Regions from separate parts of the Homo sapiens genome. Here region 1 is linked to region 2. The links are chromatin contacts, found by Hi-C or POLR2A ChIA-PET in ENCODE. All regions are on one chromosome and are shown on one strand. The core of a region is the stretch at or near the end of the contact, and the rest is flanking DNA. Distances in the headings are between cores, read along the strand shown. Region 1 overlaps SCARB1 (scavenger receptor class B member 1). Region 2 holds the start of UBC (ubiquitin C).

What was found. A loop is a pair of places that touch in the nucleus more often than their neighbours do. ChIA-PET counts read pairs that join two places held with the same protein, here RNA polymerase II (POLR2A). Pooled maps may share reads with other maps.
Region 1: POLR2A ChIA-PET joins it to region 2 with 11 read pairs in WTC11. The contact joins the enhancer-like site here to the promoter of UBC in region 2. A Hi-C loop is called at or near these places in 5 of 168 maps with a recorded cell type or tissue (CD14-positive monocyte, PC-3, cardiac septum and 2 more), 1 of 37 single-sample maps with no recorded cell type and 2 of 50 pooled maps. POLR2A ChIA-PET finds 5 or more read pairs at or near these places in 18 of 52 experiments (A549, A673, AG04449 and 13 more).

What each region holds. Positions count from the first base shown.
Region 1 is chr12:124,846,408-124,849,107 of GRCh38, reverse strand. All of the region lies in intron 1 of SCARB1 (scavenger receptor class B member 1), which reads left to right. Among named protein-coding and RNA genes, the nearest start is that of SCARB1, 16 kb to the left of the region's middle. Within about 2 kb of position 1,312, at least 9 of the 41 ENCODE cell types and tissues checked have a DNase peak (open chromatin) inside an H3K27ac peak, as active enhancers do; they include dorsolateral prefrontal cortex, where a contact is called at or near this core.
Region 2 is chr12:124,913,400-124,916,099 of GRCh38, reverse strand. UBC (ubiquitin C) reads left to right here and starts at 1,450. Exons shown (of 2, transcript NM_021009.7): 1 at 1,450-1,513; 2 at 2,326-2,700. The coding sequence starts at 2,329. MIR5188 (microRNA 5188) reads right to left here and starts at 553; the gene lies at 441-553. RefSeq lists enhancers at 1-97, 1,422-1,871, 1,196-2,153 and a silencer at 872-1,211.

The DNA.
Region 1 (2,700 bases), core at 63-2,562, 67 kb after region 2:
GGGTGCCTTCAGGCAAGTGACTTACCCTCTCTGTGCCTTTTTTACTTTTCTGTAAAATGAAGTTAATAAAAGTGTCTCCTACATAGGGCTTTTAAGGTGGCAGAATTGGCACATGTCACACTTCAAATAGCAGCTCGGCAAGTGTCAAGTAAGGGCTGGCTGTTTCCAACATCTTAACCGGATAGACACAGACATAGAGAGGGATCCATCTGTCAGCAGTTTGCTGAAATGGGACCATACTATGCACGCTTTGCTGCACCGTGGGTTTCTCACGCTGTCATCGCTTGTCCATGTCGTCCTCAGTCAGCTGGGATTTTCTGGTGATGATCACGCTCTGATTCTCTAGATGCCTGGAAACGCTCCACGGTGCGGATGTACCACGGCTCGTTCTGCCGTTCTCACGAGGGAGGCATCCAGCTTGTAAAATAAAGCAGCCCAGTGTGTTCTTCCACCACCACATCACCCAAGGTTCTATTTTCAAAGATTTTATTTTGTAAAAACGGGAAGAAAAGTACAAGTTGCTGCATGTGCATCCTCTCTCTCTCGTTGCTGAGCCTTTTGGGTGCATCCTAAGGACAAGGACGTCCTTCTCCATGGCCGTGGACCACGGCCCCACTCAAGAAGGCCACGAGGATCCACACCTTTAATCTGACAGTCTGTGTTCAGATTCCCTTACGGCCCCAATAACACTTTTTGTCATAGTTGTTCATTAAAAAATTTTGAATTGGCCGGGCGTGGTGGCTCACGCTTGTAATCCCAGCACTGTGGGAGGCCGAGGCGGGTGGATCACAAGGTCAAGAGATTGAGACCATCCTGGGCAGCATGGTGAAACCCTGTCTCTACTAAAAGTAAAAAAATTAGCCAGGCATGGTGGCGCACACCTGTAGTCCCAGCTACTCGGGAGGCTGAGGCAGGAGAATCGCTTGAACCCAGGAGGCGGAGGTTGCAGTGAGCCGAGATCGTGCCACTGCACTCCAGCCTGGGCGACAGAGTGAGTCTCCGTCTCAGAAAAAGAAAATTTTTTTTTGAATCCAAGGTTGCATGCTGTGTCTGGTTGCCTCATGTGTTTTTCCTCTTTAATCCAGACCTGTTCTCCAGCCCTTTTCTCTTTGCTGGGTCTTTCAGGACACTGGCATCTGTAAAGGGGCCAGGCGGGTGCTTTTGGCAGGATGGCCCTTGATTTGGATTTGTCTGATTGCTTTCTCAGGAGTGCACGTGGTCTTCCCACAGACTCCCACACAAAAGCCTCATTGTGTGAATCAGATTGGAGCAGAGTGTTTCTGATGAGCCGGGGTTGGGTGCCTGGATCCTCCCCCAGCTCCCAGCCTGGCAGTCACAGTGCAAGTCTGAACCTCTTGGGTTGAAGAAGCCTGCAATTCCTCCTGGTCCCTTCCTCCACCTGCTTTCTAAAATTTCTGGCTCTCATTCCTTGCCTTTGAGCGGTGATGTGTCCATCCTTCAGCGGCCCTCGGCCAGCCTCTGCCCACCCCAGTGCCATCACATGGGAAGAGATGGCGGATCTGATCCCTGACTCATCCCCTGGGCCAGGAAGATTGTGGAAACCCTGGGGTCTCAGGGCTGGTCGGGTGGAAACGGGAGGCTGGATGGAGTGGCAGGTGGGGGCTTTTCCTGTTTTGCCTCTCCCTAACTGGGCCTCCCGGCAGCCACTAGCCCAGATGCCCAGGCCTCAGAGCCTTGTGGAAATTCTTGTGCCAGATCATCTTGGCCCTGTCTGGCCTCCTGGCAGGCAGGTGGAGGTCAAACTGGCCTTACTTGGCCGAGAGCCCATTGCAGCCAGGATCCCTTGGCAGCTCTGGGAACAGCCAAGTCTCCCCTGTCCTTGGGATTTCCTTCCACTGTCTGTTCCCAGGCTCCTGGACTCCACCTGCTGCAACCCCTCGCTTTGCACTTTCCACCCAGAGTCTTGGATTTCTGTTTTTTGTGAAATTTGCTCACTTTGAGGAAAGTGTAAGACATATGCAATCAAATATGTAACTAAGATGAACATGCATGCAATCACCCCACGTGAAGAAGAGGGAAAGCTCATCTGCCCCGAAGCCCCTGCAGAAGACACTGTGTTTGGTCCCAGCTTGCTTTGCTTTTTATAGTATCACTCCCTCATAGCCATCCCTAAACACCGGGATTAGTTTGGTCCGGTTTTGGACTTAACTTGGATGCAGGCATACTCTCAGTATTTTTGTTTGGTTTGGTCTTGCTGGTGTTACTTCATATGGTATTTGTGGGATCCACCCACATTGCTGCGATAAGCTGCACTCTATTTTCATGGCCATGTCATATCACAGTTCATGATGCTAATCGGAAGAAGCTGAGTATCACAGTTCATCTGTCTTTTTTTTTTTTTTTTTTTTTTTTTTTTTGAGATGGAGTCTTGCTGTGTGGCCAGGCTAGAGTGCAGTGGCGCGATCTCAGCTCACTGCAACTTCTGCCCCCCGGGTTCAAGCAATTCTCCTGCCTCAGCCTCCCAAGTGCACCACCATGCCCAGCTAATTTTTGTATTTTTAGTAGAGATGGGGTTTCACTATGTTGGCCAGGATGGTCTCGACCTCTTGACCTCATGATCCGCCTGCCTCGGCCTCCCAAAGTGCTGAGATTACAGGCGTGAGCCACCACGCCCGGCCAGTTCATCTGTTTTAACCCTGATGCCGGTGACTGTGTTCACTTCTGGGTTATGACACACTC
Region 2 (2,700 bases), core at 201-2,700:
TGTTCATAACTTAAAACAAGAATGCAGCCTTTTCCTAATGGCAAAATATTTTTCAGTTGGTAGCCTCTTTTTCTCTTTTTTTTGAAGCTTTTAAGGGTAGAAATCAAAATAGCCTCCCTACCTCCAATACATTTGTAGAAACAGGGACTATTTGTAGAAGAGTCCAGAAGGAACAGTGGCTGGGAAATTGAGGGCATGAGGGAGACTTTTCACTGTACACTTTAAAAAGACACATTTAAAAAATCTCACCATGTTCGTATATTTTAAAACATTTAAAAAATATACTGAAGAAATGACACGTAGGGATCACAAAATAGGTTGTGGTAAAAATTTAAAAAGCTGGCTGGTGATGCTTTTCTCCCCACTTCTTTTACCAAAATAGAATTGCCCTGTAGAATTACATTTCATATTTGACACCCTACCCTGCACTGAAATAAGGTTGGGATTCTATTCCTGTCTTTTAAAATCTCCGGTTTAAATGGGTCCGATTATTGAATGGATCCTGCTTACAATAATCGTACCCATTGAAACCAGAGAAATTTCCATGCCTCCCTGTTGGCATCAAGTAGGACCTTTCCATACCTGGCCCTCAGAATGTACAGGAAGGTGGAAGAACAGTCTAGAAGGATGTCGTTCGCTCAGCCTTGCGTTCCAGCTAAAATAAAACTGTGTGGGGTTTCCGCCTCTTTTTTCCAAATTTAACCTGGACACCCAGCTCCTCTGCAGTGTCTCCCCTGGAAAGTTCTCGAGCGTTCCCCAGCTTTAGGGCCACGCCCGCCCTGAGATCTGCCGAGTCATTGTCCTTGTCCCGCGGCCCCGGGAGCCCCCCGCGACCGGCCTGGGAGGCTCAGGGAGGTTGAAGGGGGCTGAGCAAAGGAAGCCCCGTCATTACCTCAAATGTGACCCAAAAATAAAGACCCGTCCATCTCGCAGGGTGGGCCAGGGCGGGTCAGGAGGGAGGGGAGGGAGACCCCGACTCTGCAGAAGGCGCTCGCTGCGTGCCCCACGTCCGCCGAACGCGGGGTTCGCGACCCGAGGGGACCGCGGGGGCTGAGGGGAGGGGCCGCGGAGCCGCGGCTAAGGAACGCGGGCCGCCCACCCGCTCCCGGTGCAGCGGCCTCCGCGCCGGGTTTTGGCGCCTCCCGCGGGCGCCCCCCTCCTCACGGCGAGCGCTGCCACGTCAGACGAAGGGCGCAGCGAGCGTCCTGATCCTTCCGCCCGGACGCTCAGGACAGCGGCCCGCTGCTCATAAGACTCGGCCTTAGAACCCCAGTATCAGCAGAAGGACATTTTAGGACGGGACTTGGGTGACTCTAGGGCACTGGTTTTCTTTCCAGAGAGCGGAACAGGCGAGGAAAAGTAGTCCCTTCTCGGCGATTCTGCGGAGGGATCTCCGTGGGGCGGTGAACGCCGATGATTATATAAGGACGCGCCGGGTGTGGCACAGCTAGTTCCGTCGCAGCCGGGATTTGGGTCGCAGTTCTTGTTTGTGGATCGCTGTGATCGTCACTTGGTGAGTAGCGGGCTGCTGGGCTGGCCGGGGCTTTCGTGGCCGCCGGGCCGCTCGGTGGGACGGAGGCGTGTGGAGAGACCGCCAAGGGCTGTAGTCTGGGTCCGCGAGCAAGGTTGCCCTGAACTGGGGGTTGGGGGGAGCGCAGCAAAATGGCGGCTGTTCCCGAGTCTTGAATGGAAGACGCTTGTGAGGCGGGCTGTGAGGTCGTTGAAACAAGGTGGGGGGCATGGTGGGCGGCAAGAACCCAAGGTCTTGAGGCCTTCGCTAATGCGGGAAAGCTCTTATTCGGGTGAGATGGGCTGGGGCACCATCTGGGGACCCTGACGTGAAGTTTGTCACTGACTGGAGAACTCGGTTTGTCGTCTGTTGCGGGGGCGGCAGTTATGGCGGTGCCGTTGGGCAGTGCACCCGTACCTTTGGGAGCGCGCGCCCTCGTCGTGTCGTGACGTCACCCGTTCTGTTGGCTTATAATGCAGGGTGGGGCCACCTGCCGGTAGGTGTGCGGTAGGCTTTTCTCCGTCGCAGGACGCAGGGTTCGGGCCTAGGGTAGGCTCTCCTGAATCGACAGGCGCCGGACCTCTGGTGAGGGGAGGGATAAGTGAGGCGTCAGTTTCTCTGGTCGGTTTTATGTACCTATCTTCTTAAGTAGCTGAAGCTCCGGTTTTGAACTATGCGCTCGGGGTTGGCGAGTGTGTTTTGTGAAGTTTTTTAGGCACCTTTTGAAATGTAATCATTTGGGTCAATATGTAATTTTCAGTGTTAGACTAGTAAATTGTCCGCTAAATTCTGGCCGTTTTTGGCTTTTTTGTTAGACAATGCAGATCTTCGTGAAGACTCTGACTGGTAAGACCATCACCCTCGAGGTTGAGCCCAGTGACACCATCGAGAATGTCAAGGCAAAGATCCAAGATAAGGAAGGCATCCCTCCTGACCAGCAGAGGCTGATCTTTGCTGGAAAACAGCTGGAAGATGGGCGCACCCTGTCTGACTACAACATCCAGAAAGAGTCCACCCTGCACCTGGTGCTCCGTCTCAGAGGTGGGATGCAAATCTTCGTGAAGACACTCACTGGCAAGACCATCACCCTTGAGGTCGAGCCCAGTGACACCATCGAGAACGTCAAAGCAAAGATCCAGGACAAGGAAGGCATTCCTCCTGACCAGCAGAGGTTGATCTTTGCCGGAAAG